Regions from separate parts of the Mus musculus genome. Here region 2 is linked to region 1. The links are chromatin loops, found by intact Hi-C in ENCODE. Cell type or tissue: heart. All regions are shown on one strand. Each heading gives the region's core, and the rest is flanking DNA. Links, peaks and the distances in the headings are about the cores only.

Region 1 (15,780 bases), core at 3,739-8,738:
AGCATTATCTTTTATCAGGTAATCTCCTCTCTTATTTTCTTTCCTGGGAAAATCAAGACAGCTATGGACCAAATGGAATAAAATGCCAGCATCCCTCCAAATGCCGGACAAGGTTGTCAGGTTTAGAAATAATTGCTCCAGTAAAGTATTATTACTCATTTCAGTTTTGTGTGCTTATGATATCTCACAGGAACCAAATGATACCAAATGACAAGGAGAGCCAAATAAGAATTCACATATTATCAGACTGGCACCTGTCACTTCTTCCCACATAATACTAAAATGCCACCAACCAAAACCATGGGTCTTCTTTCTCAGAGCACCATCCTTAGGAGCCCTATGCATCTCTCAGGCCCCTGGCACCCTCCTCAAGATTCAGAACCCCACATTCCACAGAAGACCTCCCTAACACAGAACCCAAGAACCAAGACCTATACTGCCTCCTCATACCCAACACACACACACTGGAACCTGAACACAGTCCTCAAAGGGCAATGCCTGTCAGGATATCCTTGAGACCCTTTTGGCCCCATGCTTCGCTCATGTCCTTTAGAGCCTCTAGTGTCTGTCCCACAGAACCCTGAACACCACCCCTCCTCAGAATTCCATCTTAGTCAAGCCTGGTGCCCCCACTGTTGTTGCTTGAATGAGAATGCCCCCACAGGTTCATATATTTGCATTTTTTCATCATCAGATAGTAGCACAATTTGAGAAGGAATAGGACATGTGGCCTTGTTGGAGGAACTGTGTCACTAGGGATGGGCTTTGAGGTTTCAAAAGCCCGCACCAGGCCTAGTGGACGTCTCTCTGCCAGTGGATCAGGATGTAGCTCTCAGCTACTTCTCCAGCACCAAGCTTGCCTGCAAGCTACCATACTCCCCACCATGATGATAATGGACTGACCCTCTGAAACTGTAAGCCAGCCCTCAATTAAATACTTTCTTTTATAAGAGTTGCCTTAGTCATGGTATCTCTTTAACGCAAATAAGGCAGTGATTAAAACAGCTACACACCCCTTTGGGACTAATATAATAATATTACTAATAATATGAGTACATATTGGAGAAGCTTACTACCAACAGAACCACGTGTTCGAGGCTACCTCAGAACATTATGCCCCACAAGATCCCTGCACTCCAGGATCCCTCACATTCCGCAGAACCCTGTCCCCCACAAAACTTCATGAGTAAGTTTCCCACAGCAGTACCCCTCAAAGTCGAGAGACCCAGGGGGTCTGTCCCAAATTAACCTCTATTACAAGTCCCTCAGAAGTGCTCATAACCTCAGCAGGACGTCAGGACTTGGTACTCCTCAAACAGTCACACCCCTACCACCCTGTTGCTCACCAGAACCCCGAGCCCCAGAGACTCCTGCTCACCTCTGGCATATCCCCTGAGCCTACGAATGAATCCCGAACTGCTCAATACCCTGAACTACCCAGACTCTTACCTTCAGACCCTAATCCAACAGGATTACCTGCGCCTCTGATCCCCACGCCCTTCAGACCCTGAAACCTCAGGACCCACTAGTCTCAGGATCTCGTATCCCTCATAACCCAGCTCCTTTCAAACCCCAGCGCACCCCTAAACCACTATGCTCAGACCTCGAGCTCTTCAGACCCGCACCTCGAGCTTCATATCCTCGCGACCCTCAAGACCTCGCGCATCTCTGGACTCCACGTCACTCGCTCCAACAAGTTCCCCAGGCCGCCTTGCGCAGCAGCTCCCGCCCGCCCCGCACCTGCCGCAGCTGGGTCTCCGAAGCGCCTTCCTCCTGTCGTCGCAGCTGCTCACGGAAGCGCTCCACCTGATCCAGAAGTGCGTCCACGAGTGACGGCGCCGTGTGCCCTTCCAGAGCCGCGAGGCGGGTGCGGAGGCTCGCGATGAGGGCGTCACGCGCGGCCAGCTGATCCTTCAGGCGCTGTAGTTGCTGGCCGGCCTCGTGGTACAGGCCACAGAGCGCTGCGGCCGCACGCGGGGCCCCGTCCTGTCTACCAGACCTTGGGTCCCCAGACGACATGGCTGTAGGCCTTCCGTGGGGACTTGGGCGTCTCCAACTTCTCCACACAGGGGGAGCGAAAACCAGCCTTCCCGGAACGTTTCCCGCCCCGCCCACTCCCAGAGCCTAATCCGCCCCCGCCCACAGCTGGCTCCGCCTCGTCCATGGCCCGGAGTCTGACTCCGCCCCGCCTACAGCTGGCTCCGCCTCTCCCACTGCCGGGAGTCTGACTCCGTCCCCTCCCACAGCTGGTCCCTCCTACTCTATGATCTCACTTTCTCTTGACACACCAGCTCCATTCTAGGTGCTGTCTGCTCTATTCCCTGCGTCTGAGGAATTTTCCTGGAGTCAGACCCCATCTGCGACCAGGGTTTGGGGTTAGGTATCCTCTGGTACAGCAGCTGAAGAAAAGCAAATAAATCAAAGGACTTCAAACATGGGACGTAGAGTGTGGTCAGGTTTCATTGGCTGGGCTCCTTCCTCTTCCGGGACTTGACATGCGTTTCTTCATAGAGGGACACTGACCCAGAAAGGTGTTCCCATCCAGAGTACATGATGGAGCCCAGAGCCAGCCACCAAACCCCAGCATGCCCCTAAATTCGCGTTAGGATGGCCTTAGCGCTAGAAGCTGTTCTAGCAGAAGACAAGAGGGTGCCCACCCTTTCCTTCCCACAGTTTCCATATGAACACTGTTTTTCCACTGGGAAGTCTCTCCTCCGTGAGAATCTTTCAATGGCTCATTGCTAAGATCTCATGGAGGTCCCCTCCCTATGTGAGGATGTGTGTCTCCTTTTCTGCTCAGTCTTCTACTCTCAATACCCTGTCTGCTCACAGGCAAGCTCTGGTTGAGCCTGCAGGAACACACTCACTTGCAAGTATAAAACTATAAGCAAAGCCAGACCTCGCCAAGAATGTATGGGATGGATACTGGGAGTCACAGACCTGGCTCACTTATGTTCAGTTCCTTCTTAGCCCTTCCAGCCCAAAACTTCTGCTCAGAAAAGATGGGTCACAGTTGCTTCCTTCCCTACCTGGTAGGGGTGTTGTGGAACTAGAGAATGAGTGCGTATTTCTTTTCTATTAGTGTGACAAAATGCCAGGACCAAGGCAGCGTATAGAAGAAGCATTACTTGGGATAAAGGGTCAGATGTTTAAAGCTGATAGCTCACATCTTGATTACAAATCAGGAAGCAGAGGGCAAGCTGAAACCTCAGAATCTCTCTGCCCATAATGGCACAGCTCTTCCAACAGGCCATACTTTGAAATCCTTTCTAACCTTACATGAGTCACCAACTGGGGACCAAGTATCCAAACATGAGTCTATGGGAGCTGTTCTCATCCAAACTTCCATGATTAAATGATTGTCCAGCACAGTCATTGCTATGGTCATGCAGGGTCATCTTGATTGACTGAGGCAGTTGTGGGATGAAGGGGAAGTGGGTGTGGGAGTGGATATCACACAGAAGAACCCTGGCCCAGAGCTGATATGTGGCTTTAACTCTTCACTACTATTCCTGTGTGTAGCCTAGTAGACCACTCAAGTGCTTTTGAGCCTGGTTGTGAAGTGCAAAATATGAATCAAACAACAAAGACATTTATTCAAATGCTTCTGGGCCACATGTGTTTGGAGTTCAAAAGCTTTGATTTTATGTAGTTGCACATAATTGAGATAACCATCCTCTAAAAAGGTCTACTCTTGGAAGGCAGTGGTAGCACGTGCTTTTAATCCCCAGCACTCTGGAGGCAGAGGCAGGTGGATGGATCTCTGTGAGTTTGAGGCCAGCCTCGTCTACAGATTGAGTTCCAAAACAGCTAGGGCTAACAGAGAAACCCTGTCTTGAAAAACCAAATCAACAACAAAAGGAGTCCTGTTTCCAGTACCTGTGCATATGGGCAAGCTCTGCACAACAGGGAGTACTTGACCTCTATAACCATGTACTCCAGGCTCCTGACAAAGTAACAAAGACGTGATATTGCTTCAAGCTGCTAACACTTGGGAGTCTTTTTTAAAATGTGTGTGTGTGTGTGTGTGTAACATGCATGTGTGCATGATATGTATATGAGCATATATACTATACATGTATGTGTGAGTGTGCGATATGTGTGTGATATGTGTGTATGTATATATAGCATGCACGTGTGGGTGTATGTGTGTAGAGATCAAAAGTTAATGTCGAGTGTCTTCCACTGTTTCTCTTAGCCTTATTTTTTTTTGAGACAGGGTCTCTCACTAAACCCAGAGCTCATGGATTGGCTATACTGGTTGGCTAGCAAGTTCCAGGGATCCACCTGTCTCCATCCCCAACCCCAGGACCCGTGCTAGGGTCATAGATGTGTGTAGTCATGCTTAGTTTCACATGGGTGCTATGAGTCCAAAATCAGATTCTCAGGCTATCTGCTCGAATGTCACTGGGCTATCTCCCAGTCCTCAGGCTATCTGCTTGTACACCACTGGGCTATCTCTGCAGCCCCCTTGAAGATCTTTTTGGTTTGTTCTTTATTTTTCAGTCTCTTCACTTTGTAACCCTGGCTAGCCTGGAATTCTCTATGTAGATCAGGCTGGTCTGGAACTTATGGAGATCTGCCTGTCTCTGTCTCCCAAGTGCTAGGATTAACAGTGTATGCTACCATGCTTGGATCTTGTTCTTTACTTTTTGATGCTGGGTATCACTCTGTAGACCAAACTGGAACTCATTTTGTAAACCAGGCTAGCCTTAAACTCAGAGTAGTTCTTCTGCCTCAGGCTTCTAAGTTCTGGGATTATAGTTAGAGCTACCATCCCCAGCTACACTTGAAATCCTTTCTCTTATCGTATCAGAACAATTGACATAGAGTGTAGCACTCCCACTGGGGCATCTCTAAGCCCCACAAAACAAGTCAGTTTCTGGAAATACAGAGGGAATGCCAGTCAAATTAAGTAAGACAAGATTCAAGTCAGCCATTGTACCAGCTCTAAGAAAAACACTTTGGGTTTCTGAGCTTTTTGGGGACTTTAGAATTGTAGATGAGAGATTCCAGACCTCTAAGGACACTGACCATCTATGACATGGTTAAGATTCTGCAAGTTAACACAGGAAGTTCCTGGCATACATGTGCCTTCAGCTGAATACAGGGCCTGGGTCCTAGAGAGTCATAGATGAATATTCTAACAGTGGAGGCAGATGCCCAGTCCAAGAGGTAGGGAAACTTTATTTAAGCACATTAGTTAATAATTGTCATTAATTGGAACACACCTGGGGGCATGGCCATGAGGTTTCCAGGGAGGATTAATTGAGGAAAGACCCATCCTAAGTGGAGGCAGCACTTTGCATGTGCTGAGCTCCAGGCTGAACAAGAAGGAGAAAGTGAACTGAGTACCACTGTTCACTTCCCTTGACTCCTGCTCCAGCTGCCATACTTTCTCCTTCTGAGTGACTGTGTCCCCTCAAACCAGGAGCCTAAACAAACCCTTCCTCCCTTAAGTTGGTTATTTATTTATTTTAGGCATTTTGCATCAACAACAAGAAAAATAACATATAATAAGGAAAAGATGGGGGGAAATATGTGGGGGCCAGGAAAGGGAGTGGAGTATCCCAACTTAAAGGGTGATTAGATGAGTCACTGCACAGACTTATGATCCCAAAATTCTAAGATGCTGAGGCAGGAGGATCGTTTGAGACCAGCCTGTGCTAAGTAGCAAGTGTGTTTGGGGGGAGGGGGCGCTATCTATTGCAATGTAAAGAATGAAGAGGAGCTCGGTACTTGGGTTCCCAAGAAAGGGATACAATGAGCAAGGGAGGGTCCCCAGGGATACCCAAGAGTTGGATGGAGAAGACTGGAGATCCCAGAGTCTCGGACTCTCATTCTGAGTTTCGATGGGCCGCGAGTTTCCAGTGATCCTGTGGAGCAAGTGGACAGGCCGCTGACCTAACTCTGGCTTAATTTGTCAGACTGATTCCTCAAAGGCCTCTTCCTCTGACTCTCACACAGGTCCCTTTGGAATCTGCAACTTTTCCTAGTTCTTTCCTGCTTTATTTTGAATGCTGGGTCTTCAGCCCTGCCCTGTGACCTCAAGGGCCAGTTGAGCCCAAAAGGAAGCTGTGTAAGAAAGCAGAGGCCTCCCTCTGAAGGGGAAAGGCTCATATGTGAGTCTGTGGCCAGTGAGGTTGTCACCCACGCACACTGCTGTAACATTCCCAGACACATGAGGCCTTCACAGGTACGAGGGTCCTGCCATGGAAGTGTCCACAAGGGGGCAGTGTGGCCACAAAGGCTTGGGGACTAGAACTTCAGGCACCAACCCCACCTACTCTAGTAGGCTTGCACAACATCTGATTGAGCCTGGGTGGCTGGCTAGGGGTGTCTCTTCCCTAGACCTTGGACACATAGATGAGCAGCCCTTTTACCTTGGCCTTCCGATTAGCTAGGACTCCAAGTGTGTGCCACTACAGCTGGCTTAGAACATGTGACCAGTACCCTCAAGAAGCAAAGAGAAAAATGTGTATATATTCATGAAAAAAAAATAGAACTGGGTGCTGAGAAGATAGAATATTTAGAAAATATAAAGAACTCTAGAAAATTAAAAATATGAGCCAGGCAGTAGTGGCGCACACCTTTAATCCCAGCACTTGGGAGGCAGAGGCAGGCGGATTTCTGAGTTCGAGGCCAGATTGGTCTAAAAAGTGAGTTCCAGGACAGCGGGGGCTACACAGAGAACCCCTATCTCGAAAACCAAAAAAAAGAAAAGAAAGAAAGAAAGAAATAAAGAAAATTAAAAAATTAAAAATATGATTGTGGAAGTTTCAGATATAGCTCAGCTGGCAGAATGGTTACCTATGGAGGTCTAGATTCAGTCCTCAATACTGAATATACTGGGTTACATGAGATCCCCCCGCTCCGTCTCATCTCTGTCTGTCTGATTATATATATATATATATATATATATATATATATATATATATATAATACACACACATAGAGCAAGCATACACACATGATCATAGAAGTTCAATATGTATATGTATATACATATATCTTGAAATGTATATATACATGATCCTAGAAAAATACATATGTATACATGTACATGAGTATAGAAACTCAATAGAAGAACTGGAAGATAAGATTGAGGAAATCAGCTGGGCAGTGGTGGCTCATGCACTTGGGAGGCAGAGGCAGGCAGATTTCTGAGTTCAAGGCCAGCCTGGTCTACAGAGTGAGTTCCAGGACAGCCAGGGCTACACAGAGAAACCCTGTCTCAAAAAAAAAAAAAAAAAAAAAAAAAAAAAAAAAGAGCAGGGGGAGTCCTCAGGAAACATGTTCCCTTCTCAGGAGCCACTTGAGGGTGTGCTTCTCCAAAAAGAAGGGGAAACCGAGAAAGGAAGTTTGGGAATCTCACTGTAAGGGATTCCAGGGACGCAAAGACAGTGGTAAGACACTGGTGAAGGGGGCTGCAGGGCCACACTTAGAAGTCTGTTGTAGTCTGATGGTGTGTCTGGTGTAGTGGAAGGCTATCTCGGAGATCTGGGCATTAGGTGGGATTTAAATTATTTATTTAATAAAGGTAAACAAATAAAAAATGAAAGCATTCAGTAGTTCCAGGACAACCAAGCCGAGGAGAGGAAGCTAGCTAGCTGCCGGGAGGCTGTACGTGAAGGCTCTGCATCTGGAGCTTCAAGCATAGCTATCTAAGGCGAGTGCTGATGCTATGGGCTAGGAAGTAGCAATAAGAGTGTCCTTTAGGGTTAGGGAAGTGAAACAAACAGAAAAAAATGGGCAGAGTTGAACTGCGGCCCCTGGAGAAGGCGAAGGAGGGCAACTCCTATGTTCTGTGAGCCTTGCCAGCTATGGGATTTCTCAAACTGTGGCTCAGGCCGTTCTAAAAGTCACTGTGTAGCCCAGACCAGCAATCCTCCTGCCCCAGCATCCCAAGTATGGTGATTACAGGCATTCACGGTCAGGCTTGGCTGAAATGATGGAGCTTGGTCTGAACCTGTGCCTTAGGCTCAATCATCTGTGTGGGTCTGCAGAGGGGGTCCCGGAGTTACAGCACCATTTCTTAAGATGGTAAATAAGGAAAATCTATTCTCAGCCTATGCAAGCTGGAAGAGGGACGCCATGCTGCCTGCCTCTCACCTGGGTACTTACTACCACAGGATAGGGCAGGTTCAGCCTCACCTTTAGTGAGCCCTTCTCACTCTCCTGCTGGCCTTCCAGGCTTGTGTGAAAGCTTTCTTTTGTGACAGGAAAGCCCCAGCCTGGGGCAGGGGGTCCTTTGCAGGAACATTTCTGGGTAGAGCATGAGTCTGGCTACTTGTCACAGCTGTTACTTTTCCAGTCCTACCTCTGTGGAGGGAGGTTGGGTGTGTGTGTGTGAGACCAACAGGGATTTTCTGGGTAAAGCCTGTCTGGCCTCCTATGTGTCTGGGGCCTGTCTGGGGCATAGGAGGGCTCCAGTGTAGCTTTCAAGGAATGGGCACAGTAGGGATCAAGGTGTTGAGGGGTCAGCACTAAGTCCCAAGGTTTTGTAGCATCTGGGAGTCTTGGGTCTGGCCAGCATGGTTTGGGGTTCTCGTGGGTGGGAATGAGGACCAAGGTCTAAGATAGAAGGGAGAGGTAATGGTCAGGCTATGCTGAAAATTGGGTGGTGCCCATCTGGACCCAGTGCCAGGCCTGGAGGGGCATGTGTCTCTGGAACTTTGTGGGTGGGCCCCACACTCACTTCTCCTAGGCAGATCTACCATGGCAGGGCCTGGGGCCCGTCTAGGGGCCAGTCCTCAAGTCTCCTGGGCGGGGCTTACCTATTTCCCTTTTTCTTCCCACCTATGGTTTGGGAGAACTTTTTTATTGTCACATGGGCCACTTTTCACCCCATGTCTCAGTGTCCAGTGTTGACTGGAGAAAGGCTGGCCACCCCTCCTGACACAGGCTTGGGTGATTGGTGGAACCTTCAGAGATAATGGGGGACCACATTACTGTTGAAGTCCACAGCTTCCCTGCCCGAACCTGTGGTCTTCTCCTCGCAGACTCCATTCTTGTCCTGGTGGTTATGTGGATGAAAGAGGGCAGGAAGAGACGGGAGGTGGGGAGGTGGGGAGGGCAGAGGGCAGAGCAGCCTGTGTGTACAAACACCGCCTCCATCATACCACCAAGGCCGGAAGTGGGTCCCAGAATAGAACAGGCTGCTTTCAAGTTCCAAATCGGGCTCTGGGGGCTGAAAGCATGTTTGGGTGTAAAAATAGAAATATCAGTACGTGTGAGGCCAGGGTCTTGCCACCCACGGGGCTTGTGTTTTTTAAATAGAATTTTCTACTAAGGTTTGTTTGACAGTGTTCTAGATCGAAAACTGATCCAAATAAACTGTTCAGGTGGCAAAGCCAGAGCCAAGCTGGGCTTTAGCACCAAAGCCAGGCAGTCATGTGCAAGTCCATGGAAGATTCCTGGGGGGGAGGGGGGCTCTTCCACCTAACTGCCGCTCTGGCTCCATCCTCTCTCTGTCCTCCAGTACAGCATCTTCTCCAAGAAAGCTCTCCAGGTCTGGTCCAGCTTGGTCCTGCTGTCCTCAGGAAGCCTCCTCCAACATCATCAGCTCACACCCGATCTCTGGCTGGCCCAGGAGGCCTGGCCTGGTTGGGCGTGAAAGGTAGTGGAGAAGCCTGGCCAGATACTCACAGGCTGGGCCAGTGGAGCAGGACTTGTAGAGTCCTACACTGCAGGGTGTGTCGAAAGCTGCAAGTGACAAACTGGGTGATGCATGGCACAGGAGCCTGGAAAGGCCTCCTGGGCAGAGATGCTCAGCTGACTCTCCCAGAGTGCATGTAGAACTGGCACAGTAGAAGAAAGCAAGCCTGTAAGAGCCATGGCTTGGAGTATGGCCCAGACCTGTATTGCGGACCTGTGCGGACCCCTTCTACAGCCTGGCCTAAGAAGTCCCTTCAGCTTCTCTCCACTCCCTACCCTCTGCTTCTCCCTCTGCCTTGATTCTGACTCACACCAGCAAAGGAGAAAAATTTCTGTCTCCCCTTGAACAAGTCCAGTGTGAGGGAGCCACAGAACCTGTCCCTGGATAGAGGAAGACCTAGAACCCAAGAAGGCAAGACGTTAGGCCGTTCTCCCAGCAGAGGACCCAGCCTTGTTCTCACAGCCTGCCAGATGTTTGAGGCCAACTTTTCTCCCACCTGCCCCCCACCCATCCACATCTCTTTGTGGTGAGCTAAATCATCCACAAGGTTTCCAGGCCTTACCCATCCCTTCCCTACCCACCCTCAATGCTTTGGTCTATGGATTTTCCTGCTGTCCCCCATAGGAGTGGTCAGTAGCCTTCAGCTTTGGTCTTACCCAGAAACAGGCCTGCCACGGGGAAGCAGCCTCACCATGAGGCCATTCTTGGGAAGAGAAAAAGGAAGGCAGTTCAATGTTTCATCGGACAGAGGAGCCTGATTGGGAAGGCAGTCCCTTTCCCGGAGAACTCTACCTGTTGGCTTTTTATTTTCCTTCACCAGCCATTTACTAAGCATCTACTTTGTTCCAGGAAGTGGATGAGCCCTGAGGTAAGCCAGGTCTTGCTCTAGTAAGATGGCGTTCTAAAGGGAGTTTGGATGTGTCAGATGTTGGGGTTCAAAGGTCAGTAGAAGAGGAAGGAACAGAAGGAGAGTGGACAATCTTTAAAAGAAAAGGAGGGGGGCTGGTGAGATGGCTCAGTGGTTAAGAGCACTGACTGCTCTTCCAAAGGTCCTGAGTTCAAATCCCAGCAACCACATGGTGGCTCACAACCATCCATAACAAAAATCTGATGCCCTCTTCTGGAGTGTCTGAAGACAGCTACAGTGTACACACATATAATAAATAAATAAATCTTAAAAAAAAAAAAGAAAGAAAGAAGAGGAGGGCTAGGGAGATGGCCCAGTCCATGAAGTGGACCCCAGCTTTGGGGGACAGGCTGAAACAAGGGACCCTGCGACTTGCTGGCTAACAAGCTATGTTGATGAGCTCTATATTCACTGAGAGATCATGTCTCATAAAACATGGCAAACTTCCAAGGAAAGCATTTGACATTGACCTCTGGCTTCTACATGCATGTGTGTGTCCACGTACATACAAACACACATACACAAAGAAGTAAAGAACTCTCTTTTTTTTCAATGAAAAAAATGTTTATTACTATGTGCATGTTGTGGGAAGGGCACATGGTCCCGTGTGCTTACAGAGGTCAGAAGTCAAAGGGTAACTTTGTGGAGTTGGTTCTCTCCTTCCACCTCTGCATGAGTTCTAGAGATCAAACTCAAGTTGTCAAGCTTTCATGGTAAATACCTTAACCCACCGGGACATCTCTCAACCTGTGGACTGAGACACCTTAGGGTTGTCAAATGACCCTTTCATAGGGATAGCCTAAGGCCAACGGAAAGCACACTTGTAAATTATGATTCATGACAGTAGCAAGATTACAGTTATGAAGTAGCAAGAAAAATAATTTGATGGTTGGGGGTCGCCACAACATGAGGAACTGTGTTAAAGGGTCTCAGCATTAGGAAGGTTGAGAACCACTGCTGTAGTCCAAGGAAAGAGCCTTCTAACAAAGAAACGGTGAGGCAGAGGACAGACAGACAGAAGTGAAGGGATAGGTCAAGATATCTGGGGGTGGCAGGGGGGGGTGAGGAGAGCAGGGAGGGAACCGCAGGACGGGAGGCTCTGGGACGGGAGGCTCTGAGACGGAAGTGTGCCTGGAACATGGGAAGAGCAAGCAGGCAGTGTGACCACTCAGAATGGGAGCAGTGAACAGAGGTCCCAGGAGGGGTTGGGCAAGCTTGGGCTCACCTATGGATAAGGTCTTTGCTCTGGGGTGAAGACAGTCTATGAGAAATTCTGAGGTGAGATCATAACAGATTTCCTAGTGAGGGGCAGGCCAGAGGAAGGAGCAGGACAATGGCTGGCAAAGGTAGTGTCATGGTCATGAGCTGGTAAGACCTCCAGACAGACAGAAGTACAGACAGGATGTGGGATGAGAGAGTAGGGAACAAAAGTGACCCTTGAGCTTTGCAAAGGGAGGAAGAGGTTCTGGGATAAGGGGACACAGGGAGAGCTGCTAAAGAGGCCTCAGGTGGCCAGGAAGAAGATGGCCTGCAACCTTGCTTGCACAGGAGGACTGGCTCACTACACGTGTGTTTGCAGAGACCTGCTTTCCCCTCCTTGTGCCTGCTTAGGGGCTTTGCATCCCTTCTGCTCGCCTGAAGCATGGGCTCTGTCCTGCACATCCTCTCCATCTTGTCAGCTCCAGTTGGGAGGGAGCTCTGGGTGCCCAGGTCCTCGGCCTCACCACAGCTACATTTCAGGAGATGGTAGTCTCTAGTCCCTTCCATCTTCTCTGAATGTGACATGTGGAAGCCAACCCTGCGTATACCTTCAGTTAGGTTCCTGCAGGTGGCACCAATGTCTGGCTTTGCTCTACTTCCCTCCTGGTCTCTGTCCCTCCCCTCAGCTTTGGGGACAAGAGATGCAAAGTGACATGATAGCATCTGTGTCCATTTCCCATTAGCCATAAGGATCAGAATTTGCCTTGAATCAGGGTCCCCAGGGCCCTCAATGAGGCCATGCATTTGATTAACTGAACTTGATGCAAGGGATGTCTAGCCTTTTGCACCCCTGAGCCAAGTCCTAGGAGTAAGGCAGCTGTGTGAGGTGCTGATGGGGCCAATCAACAGTGGACAGAGGAGGGGCTGAAAGTATAGGATTCTGGGCCAAACAGCCTAGTGCTGTGCACCTGGCACTCTCCACAGGAGAAGATGGAGCAGCCTGGGCAGGCAGAGGATCATAGACAACTTAGGTACACAGAGGTGATACCTGGGCAGCCAGAGGTGGGAACATGATGGGTACCCCAGAGGGATGGCATCTCCACCAGTCAGCACCTGTCTCCTCAGCCTCTGGGATCCATGAGAGCTAAACTGTGGACAGGTGGTGTTGCCCTGGGGGCAGAGACAGGAATGATGAGTGTGTCAACCCTGAGGGCTGAAGGGCTAGGATTCTGGGCTCCCTGCTCCTCTCCTCACTGCCTTCACCTGCGGAGGGGGAGGGGGAGAGGAGGGAGGGGGAGGAGAGGGGGAGGGGAGAGAGGGGAGGGAAGAGGGGGAAGAGGGGAGGGGGGAGAGAGGGGGAAGAGGGGAGGGGGGAGAGAGGGGAATGGGGAAGAGAGGGGAGTGGGGGAGAGAGGGAGTGGGGGAGAGAGGGAGTGGGGGAGAGGGGAGGGGAGGGAGGGAGGGGGAAGAGAGGGAGAGGGGGAGAGGGGAAGGAAGTGGGGGAGGGGGAAGAGAGGGAGAGGGGGAGGGGGAAAGGGGAGGGGTAGAGAAGAGAAGAGAAAAGAGAAAAGAAAAGAAAGGGAAAGGAAAGGAAAGAAAAGAAGAAGAGAAGAGAGAAGAGAAGAGAAGAGAAGAGAAGAGAAGAGAAGAGAAGAGAAAAGAAAAGAAAAGAAAAGAAAAGGCTGGGCATGGTGGTGCACGCCTTTAATCCCAGCACTTGGGAGGCAGAGGCAGGCAGATTTCAGAGTTCGAGGCCAGCCTGGTCTACAAAGTGAGTTCCAGGATAGCCAGAGCTATACAGAGAAACCCTGTCTCGAAAAAACAAAAAAAAAAGAAAGAAAGAAAGAAAAAAAGAAAAAGAAAAGGAGAAAAGAAAAGAAAAGAAGAGAAGAGAAGAAAAGAGAAAAGAAAAGAGAAAAGAAAAGAAAAAGAAGAAAAAGAAAGAAAAAGAAAAAGAAAGAAAAAGAAAGAGAAAGAAAAAAGAAAAAGAAAAAGAAAGAGAAAAAGAAAAAGAAAAAAAGAAAAAGAAAAGGTGTGTTAAGCTGCCAGAGCTGGAGAGGGAACGGGTGGAGAAGGCGGGCCAGGGGTGGGGCGGAGTGGCAGTGCGAGGGTGGGGATCAGAACCTGGGAGGCGGGGCCAGATTGGAGGCGGGGCCTGCATCGGGGTGCCTGGCTGCGGGCCTCACTGGCCGCAAAGCGGAGCAACAGAGCAGGGATCCGCCTCCCGGACGCAGGGTCCCTGGGCTGGGAACCGGCGGGTAAGGCACTGCATGGGTTTCGGGACGGGTCGTGGACATGCGCGGCACAGTGGTGTCTCAGAGACCTGCCTGGGTCCCTTGAACCTGTGTCCCGCTGTGAGGTGGGAGTGGTGTTCTCAGGGCGGACGGCGGCGGCAGTCTGGGCTCAGGGCTGGGCGTTCAGTCTAGGAGATAGGGCTGGTTTGGCGAGTGTTCTGTGTCCCTCCGGTCCCTCCGGCTCCTCCGGCACACGTTGCTAGGCCTAGGTTACAGGGCACATCTAGCGGGGTTTCCAAAGACTCGGGAGATAAATTTGCTTACATTCCCTCCAAAGGTTTCTTCCTTCAGAGGCTCATGAAGTTTAAGAGAAAAGCCACCTGTTAGTGCTGATTCACACTGACGCGTGAATGACTGAGTGGGTGTAGGGAGTTTGGAGACTTGAGGAGGAGTGAGTCTCTGAGAAGATACAAGAGTGTTCAGAGAGCGGACATGCGGGTTTCCACCTCCACCCTTCTGTGGCTCTGGGCCTTGGCTGTTAACAGATTGAGTCCTGCTGGAGCCAACTCCCTCTGCCACCTCCCATGACCCTGCGCAGCTCCTGTTATCTTTCTGCCTTTCTGTTTGTCCATTCTTTGACACTGGTAGTTCTGTGCCTTTTGTCAGGTTACTCCATAAGAGCTCTAGAGAAGCCACCCCCCGCTGGGCACAGCGTGGGACTTCGGGATTACTACATGTGACTATTAAGGATGCTACATCCCACCTGAAGGGGCTCTGAATATCACCTGCTGGATCAATGGTGAAACACAGAATGGGTTCAGGAGCTAGGCGCTGGGCTGGGAGCAAGAATACAGACTCAGGTCAACCCTGTGATCTAGGTGCGTGTTGTACTCACTGGCTTCGGTCCCTCTAGACCACAGCGTTCTTTTCCTGGTAGGGAAGCCCAGCCTTGGGCCCCAGATTTAGCTCTCCACTCCTGGGGCATGAGAGGGCTCCAAGGAGATGTCAACCTCAGGTCTGTCCACCTCCTTTCCCATGCCCCTTCTGGTAGGAGAGGAAAGGGAGACTAGCCTTTGGGGGGAGGCTGGGCTGGGAGAGACAGAAGGGAAGAGGGTAGACTCCAGGACTGCCTTTGCCCTTCCTTTTCACATGGACAGAGGAAGTGGGGTGCTGAGTCAGCCCCCAGTATCCTTTTGTCCACATATGGATGCATGTGCATATGTAGGCCTACAGAAATTCAAAAGGTCCAGAGAGTCAAAACGCCCTGCTTTAGTCATAGAAGGGCAGATGGAAGGGCACAAACACAGGCTGGAGGCTTGGGTTCAAATTCAACTACATGCTGTGCATCAGGCGTTCCCTCCCGCTGAACCTCCATTACATCTGTAACATGAGGAGTGGCAAACACTTTCTACCCAGGGGTGGTTATGAGTGCCCACAGTCTGCTAGTGGTGAGTAGATGAGACTCCGATGCTGGGGTGTTTCCCTGTGTGTGCTGCTCAGACAGGGACAACAGGCCATTTTGTCTTGTGGTTGAGGTGGGCAAGGCCAGGCCTGGAGAGGCCTGGGGCATAAGGCAGGCTTCCAGGTTCCTGCCTGCATTGGCCCTGTGGGCAAACACCTGTGTTCACAAAGACTGACCAGTGTGAGTTCCATCCTCAAAGCTCCATTGTGGGGACCAAGGGTCAGAGATTCTGGCAGACCCTACGGTGCCATCATCTGGCTGGTTCATGGCCTTCCAGATTCCCTGGGCACAGACATATACGGCTCTTTTATAGCACTGC
Region 2 (15,780 bases), core at 5,476-10,475, 240 kb after region 1:
CTTGCTGTTAGTGGAAAGATTGCTCTGATCTACAAAGCAATGACTCTTAGCACTGAAGCTGCTTTCTATTTTGGTGACAAAGCATTTTGACTTTGCTTAAAGGTCAGCATCTGATGGAATGCCCACAAACAATGCATGTTTAGTTCTCCATGTTCTGATTTCCACTACTGATCTCTCATGTCCAAGTACACAGGAAAAGCAGGTTCCCTTCTAAAAGTGGAAATTGTTTAAAGGGATTTTCTGTAGTAACATTACTCTTGCTCTATAGCCAGGGAAGACTCTGCCCTCCTGTCTTCCTACCTTAGCCTCCTGCATGCTGGGATTAAGAGTAAGTGGTAACACACCTAAAAAGGTTAGAAAATAACTTCACCAAGCAAATGGTCCTATGATTGGATTGTTTTGCTTTTTAACCTTTCAATCCCCCCCTTTTTTCTTTTTCCTTGTACCTATTGTTTCTTGAGGAATTTACTAAGATTTTTTGATAGCATCCTAATTTGTATTTTTTTCAATACAGAAAAACAAGACTTCAGTGGATAATATCACTTCAATATCCCAAAGTGATTGTTGTTATGACCACATTTTCTCTCTTAACTAGGGGATAGCTAAATGAACTGATCAAATGAGTCTATTTCTGCATACAGTTAAGTCCTATTAGATGTTCCTCCTTACTCGGAGCCCATAATAACATCCACTGAAGGTCTTACCACTGATAGAATAGAGTTGTACAATATGAAGCACCTTCTTACCATGATACCTGTTGGTGGAGGAGCCAGTGAGTCTCATTTGTCTTCTGCACTCACTCAATTATTGAATGTGATTTAGTATGCAACAGTAACGAAGCAGCAAAACTCATCTTGAGGCAATACCTCTGTATATAAATTAAGCATATGCCTCTGTACATAAATTAAGCATAGGGATAGAAGTTAGGACCATTTGTATAATGATAAATACTCTTAAATAATGAGCTACATGCTCATTCCCCCATCTTTTATTTTTAAAATGTTTTTAAAATGGGTACACTAAGTTGTCTGTGTTAGTCTTACAGTTGAGATCTTCATGTCTCAGTTTCCTGAGTAGCTGGGAAGACCTTTAGAATTAATTTCTTGAAGTAAATAAGAAAAATATACTTTAAGTTTTTGTTGGCCTCATAATTAGTATCCTCCTAGTTCAAGAACATTATATCATTTGTTCCTAGGTATCTTTGGAAATTGGTTCCAAGATGCCAAAGTGTGAAAGTGCTCATGTCTCTTTTATAAGTAGACAGTGTTTACATACAAGCCACAGAACTTCTGATTACTTTAAATCATCTCTAGATTACATAAATACATAATACAATATACAAATAGTCATCATAGCATGCTTTTAAACTTATACGACTTATTGTCATTTGACTTAAAACATTTTTTGAGTATTTTTGATTCGGGGTTGTTTGAATCTATGCTTATAGAACTCATGGCTACTTAAGGAAGCAAAGCCATCTTGGCATTAGAGACATAGCTGAGGTTGGCCATTGTGCTGTTTGTTGCAGGGCTGCCTGAACATTGCCCTCAGTGAGGAGAGGGAGCCAACAGAACACTGACCATTCACTGTGCAGACCACAGAGCAAGACCTTGGTGTTAAGAAGGAATCTATCACATACTCAGTGTCTTGTCCTTTCCATAAATTGTAATAAACTGTCTGTAACACTGTTTATAGTGTGCTTTCATGTATTTTTTACATTAATATTTGTATTGTCTTTTACTGAAGCTGGATTAAAGAAGAACCCCGAGAATACCGCTGTGTGTCCTGAAACTCCTAAGTGTGGATGTCTTGTGCATTTGGGCAGTTTTCAAAGTCTTTTCTCTATATCTGTTCCAATACTTTTCAGAACCCCATTCACTTTTCCTTCAACTTTGCTTAGGTTCTTGCTGAACTATGAATGCTACTTTTATAAATTCAAAACTCCCTCCCAGAATCATAGGTTCTTCCTTTCTTTTCTTTCTTTTCAATCTCCTCTTCCCTACCTGCTTTGGTACTCCCTTACCCTTGGAGGTCTGGGGTAGATTTTAGGCCCAATGAGTAGTTAAATGTTATCTGAAGCCACACACCATTTTCCTGGGACTATGCTATATCACATGCAAAGTGAGAAACTTTTCCCTATAGTCCATTGACGTCTCTTATGCTCTGACTCAAATCCAGTTCCAGCCAGTTCTCTGCTTCCTCATCTACTTGGACTGTTCCTTACTGAGTTGAATGCAGTTCTTTAAGCCGGTGTTATATTGTCATATGGATCACATTTCCATTTCACTACTGCTATTTGGATGATGAGCACTACATCTTGGTTCTTGACATACATCTGAGGGCCAATTGGAGTTGTAAAGTCATGCTCTGAAACATGAACACTTCTAATCTTGATTTTCTAATATGAAACTGACTGGGATCAGGAAAGAATATAGCTTGCCTCCTGGGAGGAATGTTATACTTGATGTAGACTTCATTAATGAATATGGCCACTAGTGCTGGCCACAGTGGAGGGCCTCTCCCTGGAACTGTTGGTGCTTTTGTGATACTTGTGTTCCAATTGCATAAGTGACTATGACATATGGTGATGCTGTAGTGAGGAGGGCTTCATTTCTGTATTATCACTTTAGTGGGATCCATACCAGGAAATTCTAGTCAAGGTTCTCTAGAAGAACCGAGCTGATGGAATATGTTATAAAGAGGATAAGTCAGATTAGCTTACACAGTATGGGCTGAGAACCTGATAGCTGTTCAGTCCTTGAGTCTGGAAGCCTTAGCAATTTGGAACTGAAGGCTTGAAGGACTCCTGGAGAATTATTGATTTTCAGTCTATGTTAGAAGGTTGAAGAAGCTGGGTTATAATGTCCATGAAGCATGACAGTAATATGGTCAAATGTAGCCTTTGAAGAGCAGCCTGCTTTTCCTTCCGACCTCTTTCCTTTGACTTTTTTCTGGCTGCCTCCAGAAGGTTCGGCCTACTCTAGGGGAGTGTCTCCAGTTCTCAGTTAATCCTTTCAGGAAATATTCTCACAGAGGTCAGAAGACAACGTACAGAATTTGATTTTTTTCTTCTACCATACAGGTTCCAGGGCTTGAACTCATTTCATTAGGCTTGACATCAAGTGCCTTTACCTGATGACCATCTCTCTCCAACCTTTCAGTTGCTTTTGTCGGGACTATTTTGTCTCAACAACAATAAAAGAAAAGACAATTGCAACTTCAGCTTCACCTTCACAAATTTTATATGGTGAAAGCCTAGGATCTGTTTACAAGGACTTCAAACTTGCCACATAATGTTTAGCCTTAGAGATTCTTAAAAGACTCTATGACCTCCCTAATCCCATCTCTTTCATTCTTATAACATCTATACCATGTGTATAACAACACTGCCAGAACTCTGCTGCCGACTTGGGATGGAGCCCGATCCCCATGGATCACAGTTGCATTGGTGCCTTTGATGATCTTGGGAAACATTTTCCCTAAGTACTAGTAAGCAATTCCTTCAGCAGCATTTTCATTTTAGATTCATTCCCTTCTAGTAAATGAGTGTGCATTTCCACAAGATGGAAACATCAGTAGGTTGGAGGTCTTATCTTTATGCCATGATTTAATGCCATGATTCTTCATCTGTCCTCTCCTTGTCAAATATCTTTTCTTGCCAAACTTCACAGTGATCTTTCTGTTCTGGTCTCCCCTTTTCTTCCTCCACCCTCTCTCCTTCTCTCTCTGTCTCTGACTGTAGACTTGGATAAGAACAGTAAGCAGTAACCATGGCACAACCTGAATGAAATCCTGCCTTGATATTTCCACCAAAAACATTAATCCATTATATTCAAATTAAGCCTCACTCAAATTCTTTGGACATTCACTGAATAGGTTGTTTGCTAGACTATCACATGTTACTATCACATGCTAGTACCTGATCAAGTTCTCATTCCCCTCTGAAGCTTCATGAGCCAGGGCACTGACTGTCTGTTTACATCTCTCTCAGTATCCTTTGTATATGCATCTTCCTTAATTGCTCTTCACCTTATCTTTAGAGGTGAGGTCTTTCACTCACTGAATCTGGTACTCACCAATTGCCTAGACTTGTTGGCTATGAGCTCTGGGGGTCCACCTGTCTTATCTATTCCAGCTCTGGGATTACAGAAGCATGCAACTATACTTGGCTTTTTAAAAAGTTTTAAAAAATATATTTATGAATGTTTTGCCTGCATGTATGTATATGTACCACATTTAGGCCTGGTGATAGAGTGCCTTGGTTGTAAAAAAAGAATTCCTATGAGATTATAGCTGGCCTTGCTCAGAGTATTATCAGTGAACTCTAGAAAGGACTGACTAGACAATTGCAGAAAGGAGAGACTACAGACTTGCACGTAACATTACTCCTCATCCTCACGCCTCTATATAAACTCCAAGTATTACCTCCTCAAAGACTCCCTTCTCCTACAGAAATAAAGTCTCCTTTGAAGTCAGATTCCGGTCTCTTTCTGCCTCTGTCTCTTTATTCTGCACTCTGAAATCTAACACTTGGTGCTTTGTGATCACTCTGTCTTCTTAGAAGTCAGAAGAAGGGAGTTAGATTCCCTGGATAATTGTGCTCTCCTGTGTGGGTGCTGTGAGCCATACCAGGTCCTTTGCAAAAGCAATACAAGCTCATAACTGCTGAACCATCTCTCTGGATTTCAAGACCTAACTTCTTAAAGTGAGTGTTGGGAATATGGACCAATATCCTTATTCTTATGATATCTTTTCATACTCCTTATGAATAATTTCTACCCCCTCTCTCAAAATTTTTGTCATCTAGGCTTCCACCAGAAAGGCCCATTAAACTCTGCAGATAGTATTCCACTTTTTTTTCCTCTTAAGTTCCAAACTCTTCCATATTCTGCCCCATAAACAAGTTCCCAGAAGCCCAAGAAACATCCGGTCATCTTTATCACTGCAACAACCCCACTCTTAGTACCAGTGATCTGTAGTAGTACTTATATCATTGCTGTATCAAAATAGTTAACAAAAGCAGCTTAAGGTTGTTCTGTTGACCCTTCGCCTTGCATTAGGAGACAATATCTAAAAGGCCAGTTATATAGCAAATTGCTATATGCATGGCACATTCATGTGTGTGTGTTCTAAAAATACTTGTACATGGGTCTTTATTTTCACTCTTGTACTAAACCCTATGGACAACAGGGCATCCTGGGAGACCAGGCAGTTGCTTGCAGGATTGGAGCTTCTTTAAGCTGTCCCTGAGAAAGTGATGTATGATGGTGTGAGTGAAGCTGAAGCTGCATCGGAGATCACAGGAATGTGCAATGTCTGCCAAGGAAAGCCACTGGCAGCTAGCAGAGCCAGCCCAAGGATGTAGCAAGGTAGGTGGTAGACTTACTTAGGCCAGGACTTATTTAGTAGTTAGCTATGGTATTTTAGCTAAATGGCAAATTGCCCAGATTTTAAAACAAAACAAACAAAAACCAGGTTGTATTTCTGAATAAGGTCAGGTCAGAGTAACTGCTAGAATGCATTTGGTTTTATGAATGGAACTATTTCTGTTATCACCTACTAATTTATATACTGAAACACTAACTCCTTAGAATATCAGACTGGTCTGTGTTTGGAGAGCAGATGGTAGCCTTCTTTCTTTCCCTTTCTGATGGGTCTGTGTAGCCAGTTTGGTTTGGAACTCACTAGGCAGCTAAAGCTGTCCTTGAACTTTAAATCCTCCTGTCTCAGCCTCCCTACTGCTGGGATTACAGGCATGTACTAAGTCCTGAAAGTCTTTATCGGAAGTGAAGTTACTAGATCTTAATTCAGTTACTTATGTTTTCATATAAATTAGGACACAGACACAGAGGGATGATGATGATGTGAGGCCTCAAGTGGAAGATGCTCTACCAACATCTTGATTTTGTATTTTTAGTTTGAAGGACTTTGAGAATATAAACAACTATTGATAGCTCCCAGGCAGTGGTACCCTGATACAGCAGTGTAAGCCAACCAATATACCTATTGTTGCCAAACAAATTACCAGAGTATAGTTGCCTAGCAAAACATATTTATAACTATCCAGTTTCTGTGGTTCCAGAATCTGGGCCCAGCTCACATAGGTCCTCTGTTAGCACTTCTCACAGCGGGCAATTAGGTACCAGTGCCTTATCTGAGAACTTGGCTTCAAAAGAATCACCTTGGAGCTTTAGTGGTATTGTCAGGGTTTACTTCATACATGGCTGATGGACCACCAATATCTGTCTTGACTGTTGGCCATGGGTAGTTCTTTATGTTAAGTCTTGCCAATTGTTCTTCATCAATGTATATAAGCTGAGAAGTTGGTAGTTAGCAAGACTGAAGTTACATTTGTAGCCTAACAAATGTGTGACATCCCATTATCTTTGTCTTGTATTGGTTAGAAGTCAGTTACTAGCTGCCCTTACTTGGGAGCAGGGACATCATAACCTAGAGAATGCTAAGAGACAGGGCTCACTGGGCCTTCTTCCAAGTCTGCCTACTAGCAACTACCAACCCTGGCCAGCTGTTAGAGGCTGCCTCATGTGAGAGCTAGCACTGGCACTGTGCATCTAATAGTGCCATTAGTAACAGAGGGGACATAGAATCTAAAGGCTGTTTCTCTGCTCTCCTTCCCAGTTTAACAGCGGCGGGCTTATACCCCTACAGTAACAGTGTTGGTTTCTGTATACTTGGCCATTTCGAGAAAATGGAGTGCCTTATGGCCATGGAATAGGGCATTTGATTCTTACAGGTAGCCTGAAGCTTCATTGGGTTTCTCACTGCATGGATCACCTCCAGACAGCTTTTTCTGAAGCCGGAACGGTTTTGTTTGTTTGTTTGAGACAGGGTTTCTATGTAGCTCTGGCTGTCCTGGAACTCACTTTGTAGAACAGGCTGACCTATAACTCAGAGATCTGCCTGCCTCTGCCTCCAGACTGCTGAGATTAAAGGTGTGTTCTATCACTGCTTGGCTTTTTCCTTTTCCTTTTTCTTTTGAGACAAGTTCTGATACAGCCCATGCTGACTTGAATTCACTATGAAGCCAAGGAAAACCTGGAACTCCTGATCCTCGTTCTACCTGCAGAGTACATGATTACCACCCCTGGTTTATAAAATGCAGGGATTGAACTCAGAGCTTCGTGCATGCTACTCAAAAAGCATTCTACAAGTGCTGTGATTAAAGGCATGCACCACCATGCCCGGTTGAAGCCAACACTTTTTGCTGGGCAGACTGCAGGGGCAGCTTGGGTGTATCCACACCATTTTCAGCTTCCTGCTTTAATTGCTCACCTTTGGGAGATGGAGGCTCTAGAGACAAGGACTTCAGCGCTGGTGGCAATGAGACCCCTTGTAGGTCCTGGCTGGTTGCCACAGCACTTTCCAGGGTCCGTGTCTCAATGTAGAGTGTGTGACCAAAGTTGCATGAAACACAGCCTTTCTTTGGACAGTAACTACTGCTGCCTGCCTGAAACCCTTTCTCAGCCTTCGCTGCCTGCTTGAAACCCTTTCTCAGCCTTCTCTACTGCAGACACTTCTGGGGCTTCGGGGTCCACGGATCATAAAGGGTTCTTTGGTCCTGAATACAGGTCACTCTGGTTCCCTTCTCATTGCAGGGAGCTCCCAGCACGCTGCGTTCGGGAAGCTCAGGCCACCACCTGGCTTGTGGAAGAGAGAGCTGCTTTGGGTTTCGGGTTCCGAGCTCCACAATCGCTTTCCCGGTGACTCCAGGTGTAGGGTGGCTTTACGCAGGAAAATTTCTTCGCTGTCATTCCCCTTTCCAACCTTTTCTTCCTTCCGGGTCTCCCCAACTCCTCTGCCCACCTCCTCACTTCTTTTCTATCGCTGGTGCCAGGGAGCCGCCCTAAAGCCCACTCTCCGCTCAGCTCCGTCCCTCATCTAGCAGCCCGCCCCGCCCACCTCATCCTCTTGCTTGGCCCTCTTCACTAAGGGGGGCTGGCTTTTGCGGGAAGGGGCGGGGCCACATCGGCGGGGCGGAGAGTCTTAAACTAGCAGAGGCCCCGCAGGCCTGCGTCCTGACTTCGGGAAAGAGGACGACGCATCCGCCTGTCAATTCTGCGGGTCTGGCGTGGCCTCGTCTCCGCCGGCATGACGTCACGGGACGCACTCGCCGCGAGGGTTGCCGGGACGGGCCCAAGATGGCTGAGCGCCTTGGTTCCGCTTCTGCCTGCCGCGCAGAGCCCCATTCATTGCCTTGCTGCTAAGTGGCGCCGCGTAGTGCCAGTAGGCTCCAAGTCTTCAGGGTCTGTCCCATCGGGCAGGAAGCCGTCATGGCAACCCTGGAAAAGCTGATGAAGGCTTTCGAGTCGCTCAAGTCGTTTCAGCAGCAACAGCAGCAGCAGCCACCGCCGCAGGCGCCGCCGCCACCGCCGCCGCCGCCTCCGCCTCAACCCCCTCAGCCGCCGCCTCAGGGGCAGCCGCCGCCGCCACCACCGCCGCTGCCAGGTCCGGCAGAGGAACCGCTGCACCGACCGTGAGTCCGGGCGCCGCAGCTCCCGCCCGGGCCCCGCGCCCCTGGCCTGCGTGCTGGGCATGGCCAACACTGTTCCCTGTCCAGAGGGTCGCGGTACCTCCCTGAGGCCAGGCTTTCCCGGCCCGGGCCCTCGTCTTGCGGGGTCTCTGGCCTCCCTCAGAGGAGACAGAGCCGGGTCAGGCCAGCCAGGGACTCGCTGAGGGGCGTCACGACTCCAGTGCCTTCGCCGTTCCCAGTTTGCGAAGTTAGGGAACGAACTTGTTTCTCTCTTCTGGAGAAACTGGGGCGGTGGCGCACATGACTGTTGTGAAGAGAACTTGGAGAGGCAGAGATCTCTAGGGTTACCTCCTCATCAGGCCTAAGAGCTGGGAGTGCAGGACAGCGTGAGAGATGTGCGGGTAGTGGATGACATAATGCTTTTAGGAGGTCTCGGCGGGAGTGCTGAGGGCGGGGGAGTGTGAACGCATCCAATGGGATATTCTTTTTCCAAGTGACACTTGAAGCAGCCTGTGACTCGAGGCACTTCGTACTCTCCTGGCGTTTCATTTAGTTTGTGGTGTAGTGTAGTTAAACCAGGTTTTAAGCATAGCCAGAGAGGTGTGCTTCTGTGTGTCTGCAGGCAGTTGGATGAGTTGTATTTGTCAAGTACATGGTGAGTTACTTAGGTGTGATTATTAATAAAAAACTATATGTGTGCATATATATGAAAGAGTCGACTTATACTTAACTGCCTATCGATTTTTTGTTCTATATAAAACGGATACATTGGTGGTGCTCAGTTTTCACCGGGGAATGAATTTTACTAGTGTTGCAGACAGGCTTGTTTTAGAACATAGGCCACTCTGACTCTGACTTTGTGCCAGTAAAAGTTCCTGTTTAGTTCTTTGCTGACATCTTATAGATCTTTGGAAGCTAGCTGCTTGTGACTGGAGAGAATATTGAAACAGAAGAGAGACCATGAGTCACAGTGCTCTAAGAGAAAAGAGACGCTCAAAACATTTCCTGGAAATCCATGCTGAGTGTTGAGCCCTGTGCTCTCTTGCAGCTCAGTCCTTTCTCTCAACTCTGGGCATTTTATTTCTAATCTGGATTTGTATAATTAATAAGGAGAACTTTTGGGAACAACCTACTAAAGAATGTCATCATTAAAACTCACTTAGAAAATAAGTGTTCTGGTGATATCATTGAGCTATGTTCCCAGTCCTGAGAGTTTGTTTTTTTTTTTTTTTTTAAATAAAGATTTGGGGAGAAAAGGTGGCTTACTTGATAGAACAAAATATAGGAATAAAATTTCCTTCTATAAGGTGAAAAGTGTGAATAGAAAACTTCTTATCCTCTAGATAAGTAGTTTCTTTTTGCTTTTGAGAGTCTCACTATGTAACTCTTGACCTGAACTCAGAGAGATCCATCCTCCTGCCTCTGCCTCCTCTCTCTGGGATTAAAGGCATGTGGCACCATGCTGGGCTGTCCAAGTATGCCACAGACCCTCTAGGTCCCTGGTCTTCGAGGAACGGGATTTCTTAGGCAGATGGGTAAGGAGTCGGATGAAAATGACAATCAGCCACACACAAGAGAGGTGTTGAATCTGAATGTAATGTTCTGGTTGAGCTTCAGACTTATATAACAACGAATTATCAGAGGATACAAATCACAAAAAGACAAGATACACTGAAATTCACCAGTTACAGCAGAAAGGAATTTGCAGGGACTAATTAAATGTTTACATTAGGGATAACAAGCCCTGCCTAGGATCAGCCTAATGCCAGGCAAGAATTTCACACTTTAAGGTTAAAAGCATCAGGGGGTTGTTAACTCTTGACAGGCCTTAAGAGTAATGTGCTATCACTGAGCTCTAAATTCTTAGGTCTAGTAAAACTTATCCTGTCTGGAGAGTTCCCCCTTATCAGGGTAGTATATCAACTTATACTTGACATGGAATGAAGCCTGTAGTAAAACATTTCTATCTCAGTGAGACTTTTAGTCTCTATCTGTAAACAGCTGAGTAAAATGGCAAGTGCTTAATTGTTTACTGAATGGGTTAAGCTCCTTGCTGCTATCTGGAATCTAAGAACACTGGGGAAAGGCTTTAGCTATGTTAGAATACAATATTAAAAGGCATTTACTATAAGGTGATGCTTAATAGAGTGCACGTGAATCTATACACTAGATTAATGTGGTGGAAATTTGAATATAATGGGTTAGGGAAAGAGATGCCATAACTCTGGGAGGAAAATTTCCCTGGACTCTTATCCTCGTGAAACAGCTTCCAGGCTTTTCGCCTGACAAACCGATCCAAACTGGAGAGTTGGCTTTCGCCAGAATATCCAGGAGGAGAGTCCTAGAAATTCATTTCTCATGAGCAGCTTTTTGGCATTTTTGCCTCACAAGCTGACTCCACCAGAGTACCCTGACACAAGTATTGTCTAGTTATTTTGATTATTACCATGACTCTGCCTCTGGGTGAGAGGAATTGTGGAAGTTTACATATTCCCCATATCTTCTATAAACCTCTGTGTGTGTGTGTGTGTGTGTGTGTGTGTGTGTGTGTGTGTGTATGAGGGAGAGAGAGGGAGAGAGAGAGAGGGAGGGAGGAAGAGAGAGAGAGAGATTGTTCTGTGCCTGCTTCGAACACAAATTAGTTTGCAAAAGTAATTCATTAACATGATACAGTCCCAAAGATAAAAATGGTTAAATAATGAAAACATCTCCCTCCCCATTTTCCTAACTTTGTACCCAGGAGCAAGCTCTGTTACACTTCATTTGTCCTTCCAGATAAAATTTGGGCATATGTTAGGACAGAATTTTAAATTATTTACAAACAAAAGTATTTTGGAACAAAAGCTTTTAAAAGCTTTTATTTTAATAAAATAACTTGTTACTACACTGTATATAACTAACTAACATTTTCCAAAATTAGCTCCATTAGCATCTATCTCATATTTCTATGTACTTTGCTGTTGAAAAACCAAGTGTTCATTAATAATAAGTAACAAACTCACTGCTTGGAAGCTTTGATTTTTGGCATTTTGTCCACTTGACTCAGTTAAAAGTCCTTTTTTTCGAAATGAGAACAGCCAAAACAGTTTTAGAATGAGTCTGTTCTGCTTTTGTGACTCTCATTGTGTTCTGTAGAACCAGTGTCACAGCCATATGTGGGCCTCTGTTGAAGTAGCTGAGAACTTGTTCTCTGCTCTGCTAGCTGCTGTCGATCTGATAGGCCTTGAACAGTTGACATTCACCCTTAATAGTCCTCATTAGTCTTCCTGAGCATAGTCATTCATTTATCAATATTTGCTGATCATCTCCTATGTGCCTAGCATTGTTCTAGTTGCAGGTTTTAGCAGGGAACAAAGTCATGTCTCATGAAGCTAAAATTCTTGGGAGAGACATAGACAGTAAGCAGAATAGTTTGTTCATAGTGAGTGATGAGGCGCATGCAGTAAAGTAGGGAAGGGGATTAGGAAATGCCAGGGCTTGACATGTTTTAGACAGGGTGTTTAAATAATATCTGCTTAGTTGAAGGCTTATTTTTGAATAAATATCTGAAGAGTCAGAAATCTACCAGGAGGGTGTATGGAAGAGGAGTATTCCTGCAAGGGGAAGTTGTCAAAGGCTTTCCTGTGTGGGGATTAGTGATGTCATGTTTTTGCTGGATGAAATGAGTGACGGTAAGAGTTGTAGTGGGGGTGAAGCAAAGGGTTGAGGGAGGCTTCATTGGTGTTATCAGTTACTGCATTTATCTCCAAATAGAGAACGTAGCAATGAAAGCTACAGAGAACGGGAAAGGTGAGGATTTATTCTAAGACAAAATAAGTGTAGGAAGTTTAACAATTAGATCAGGAGCACAGACTCCAAGTCTAAGTCTTCATTCTTGCACATTTTTTAAAAATTTTGTTATGTGTTCTGGATACTATTTCCTTATGAGATATAAGTTTAAAAGCCTTTCTGTGGATTGCCTTGCCTTTGTTGTTGTTGTTTGTTTTGTTTTGTTTTGTTGAGACAGGTCTCTCTATGTAGCCTTGACTGTCCTGAAAATCACTCTGTAGACCAGGCTGGCCTGGAACTCAGAGATCTGCCTGCTTCTGCTTTTCAAGTGCTGATATTAAATGTATGTGCCACCACTGCCAGGCTAAGATTGTTCTTTCAATTTCTTTTTTTGTTTTCTTTTGAGATCAAAGTTTGCTATGTACTTTTGGCTGGCCTGGTATATTGTGTAGTCTAAGTTGGCTTCAAATCTTCATGGCACAGATTCCCAAGTACTGGGACCATAGGTATGGCCCATCACAGTGGGGGGTTGGGGGGGCCAGTACATCTATCTCTTGAATGGTGTGGAGTGTATATATGTGTTAGGGGTTTGCAGAGGCCAAAAGAATATTGAGTGTCTTCCTCTATTGCTCGCCACTTCTCTGAATAAACCTAAAGTTACCAATGGATTTCTAGTAAGCTGACTGACCAGCAAATATTGGGGATCTGTCTGTCCCTGTTCACCATAGTGAGGTTACAGACGTGAATAACCACACCCAGTTTTAACGCTGAATGCTGAAGAGTTAAACTCAGGATTTAGACTTGCCTCACTTTCTTATGTTCTTCAAAGCATAGACATTTTAAGTTTTGATGAAGTTTAATTTTGTCTTTAGCTACGGTATGTTAGATACTTAATAAATCACTCTTTTATCTGAAATCACAAAGATTTATTTACTCCCTCTTTTTCTAAGAGTTGTTTGTAAGCCTGACTCATTTTGAATTTGTGGTTAAGGTAGATGTCTGACTCTTTTCTTTTGCACGTGTAATTTAGCATTTGGCTAAAGAGAATGTTTTTTTCTCATTGAACTGTATTGACATCTTTGTTGAAAATTATTACCTGTCCATATGTAAATGTTTCTACTTCCATTTTTGCCATTGATTGTGTGTCTGTTCTATGCCAGTACTATACAGTCTTGATTACTGGTTTATATCATGATCTCAAATCATAAAGTATGCCCCCCAACATTGTCTTTTTCAATGTTGCTTTAGTTATTCTGGGTCCCTTGTGATTCTATCCATCAATATTGGTGAACTTCATGACCAGATAGTAAACGGTTAAGGCTCTGTGGCTATAATGCCATCACAGCCAGTCAGCTCTGCCACTGTGGCATGAAAGCAGCCATAGAAAATATGTAAGAGAATGAGTACATAGAATTGGAATTTCTTAAAATTTTCAAGTCATGAAACATTCTTTTATTATTTTTTTTTAAAGAAAATGTTTTATTTATTCTTTGACAGTTTCATGCATGTATACAATGTATCTGAATCTCATGCAGGGCCCCTACTATCTCCCTCCCATCTACACCTCAGCATGTCCTTCTCCCACAGGGTCCCTACTCTCTCCCTCCCATCTATACCTCAGCATGTCCTTCTCCCACAGGGCCCCTACTATCTCCCTCCCATCTACACCTCAGCATGTCCTTCTCCCACAGGGCCCCTACTATCTCCTTCCCATCTACACCTCAGCATGTCCTTCTCCCACAGGGCCCCTACTATCTCCCTCCCATCTACACCTCAGCATGTCCTTCTCCCACAGGGCCCCTACTATCTCCTTCCCATCTACACCTCAGCATGTCCTTCTCCCACAGGGCCCCTACTATCTCCCTCCCATCTATACCTCAGCATGTCCTTCTCCCACAGGGCCCCTACTATCTCCTTCCCATCTATACCTCAGCATGTCCTTCTCCCACAGGGCCCCTACTATCTCCCTCCCATCTATACCTCAGCATGTCCTTCTCCCACCTCCATGCCTTTTTTTAATGACCCACTGAATCCAGTTAGTGTTGCTTGCTGGAATGGAATGTTGACTGGTTTTTGTTTGTTTGTTTGTTTTTGTTTGTTTGTTTGTTTTCCCTGAGGCAGGCTTTCTCTGTGTAGCCCTGGCTGTCCTGGAACTACTAGCTCTGTAGATCAGGCTGGCCTCAAACACACAGAGATGAGTGCTTCTGCCTCCCAGTGTAGGGACTAAAGGTTTATCTCCCACCCAGTTCTTGTGTGGTAACCATAACTGCAGTGAGTTTATTATTACAGCAGCCATGCCATGTCTGGAAGGCAGAATTTCATTGAGCTCTATAAAACCTGGCTCATAAATTCTCTCTACCCCTTCCCTTCCCTGAACCTGGGTGTGGGGGTCAATTTAGATGTCACATTTAGGCTGACATTTATCAGTCACTTATTCTCAGTATACTATGAGTTTTTGAGTTGCTGCCCACTGCAGAAAGAGGTTTCTTTGGCCAAGGCCTGACAGTAGCACTAGTCTGTAGGTATAAATGTAAATATTTACTCTTGTTTGTTTATTTGGTTGGTTTGTTTTTTGAGACTGGGTTTTTCTGTAGCCTGGCCATCCTGGAACTCACTTTGTAGACCAGGCTGGTCTTAAACTCAGGTTCACTTGCCTCTGCCTCCCAAATGCTGGAATTAAAAGCATGCACCACCACATCGGGCTCCCAAACATAAATATGTAGAAGGTAGTCTAACAACATGTCTACTTAGCAAAACAGCAGTAGTAGGGTCCTGTTTTAGGACCTGTAACCTCCTTCCCCTGAGTCATGGGCTTTTGACTAGGTGTGTACCTTTGGCGCACACTTTAAGTCTAGTCAGAAAACTGTGGGTTATCTTTGTATTCTTTACATCACTGTTGCACTAGTGGTCACATTTCGCCTTTGTCTATATTATAGCATTCAGGGTCCAGTGCTTAGTAAGACCATTGATGTCTTTTCTCCTCCAGTGGCCTGCAAAACACCTGGCATTATAAAACCTAACCAGCCAAGAGGAAGTTTTCAGATCAGTTCTATCTTGATTTCTCTATGTCTTCTATGCAACCAAAGTGTGTTGTATCTTCATCAATAGGGTTTTACTATTATATAGTTACATTGGGCAACCAAGAGTGATAGAAATAACCTGTGTTGTTTGGATAGGAAGGTGTTTCTGGGACCTCCATGACTAATAACTTGTAAGAGGTATCTCATGCTTAGCACATGTTTTCTGAGGATACATTGTCATGTACATACCTATGTTGAAACTCCTTTAAAAAACACTTATACTTTTAAATTAGCTTTCAAAATAGTTTCTATAAGTTTTTTTAAAAAAGATTATATATATATATACACACACATATATGTATACACACACACACACACACACACACACACACACACACACACATATATTGTAGCTGTCTTCAGACACATCAGAAGAAGGCATCAGATTCCATTACAGATGGTTGTGAGCCACCATGTGGTTGCTGGGAATTGAACTCAAGA

What was found. A loop is a pair of places that touch in the nucleus more often than their neighbours do. Peaks named below come from ENCODE experiments on the same cell type or tissue, not always from the same donor. Only the 100,000 strongest peaks of a DNase experiment are listed, where the experiment ranks them.
Region 2: it touches region 1 in a loop (2.6-fold over the local background); 5 of 42 quality-filtered maps call a loop at or near these places.

What each region holds. Positions count from the first base shown.
Region 1 is chr5:34,511,879-34,527,658 of GRCm38, forward strand. Tnip2 (TNFAIP3 interacting protein 2) reads right to left here and starts at 2,101. Exons shown (of 6, transcript NM_139064.2): 1 at 1,741-2,101. The coding sequence starts at 2,019. It also overlaps a transcript of Sh3bp2 not described here. In heart, for the core only: a CTCF peak has its summit at 6,223 (motif pointing right); DNase peaks (open chromatin) are centred at 6,243 and 7,833; H3K27ac peaks cover 521 bases.
Region 2 is chr5:34,753,616-34,769,395 of GRCm38, forward strand. It overlaps Htt (huntingtin), which reads left to right and starts at 8,125. Exons shown (of 67, transcript NM_010414.3): 1 at 8,125-8,494. The coding sequence starts at 8,292. It overlaps Grk4 (G protein-coupled receptor kinase 4), which reads left to right. Exons shown (of 16, transcript NM_019497.2): 16 at 1,529-1,688. The coding sequence ends at 1,579. In heart, for the core only: no CTCF peak of the experiment used is centred there; DNase peaks (open chromatin) are centred at 8,016 and 8,646; H3K4me3 peaks cover 2,553 bases; H3K27ac peaks cover 1,882 bases.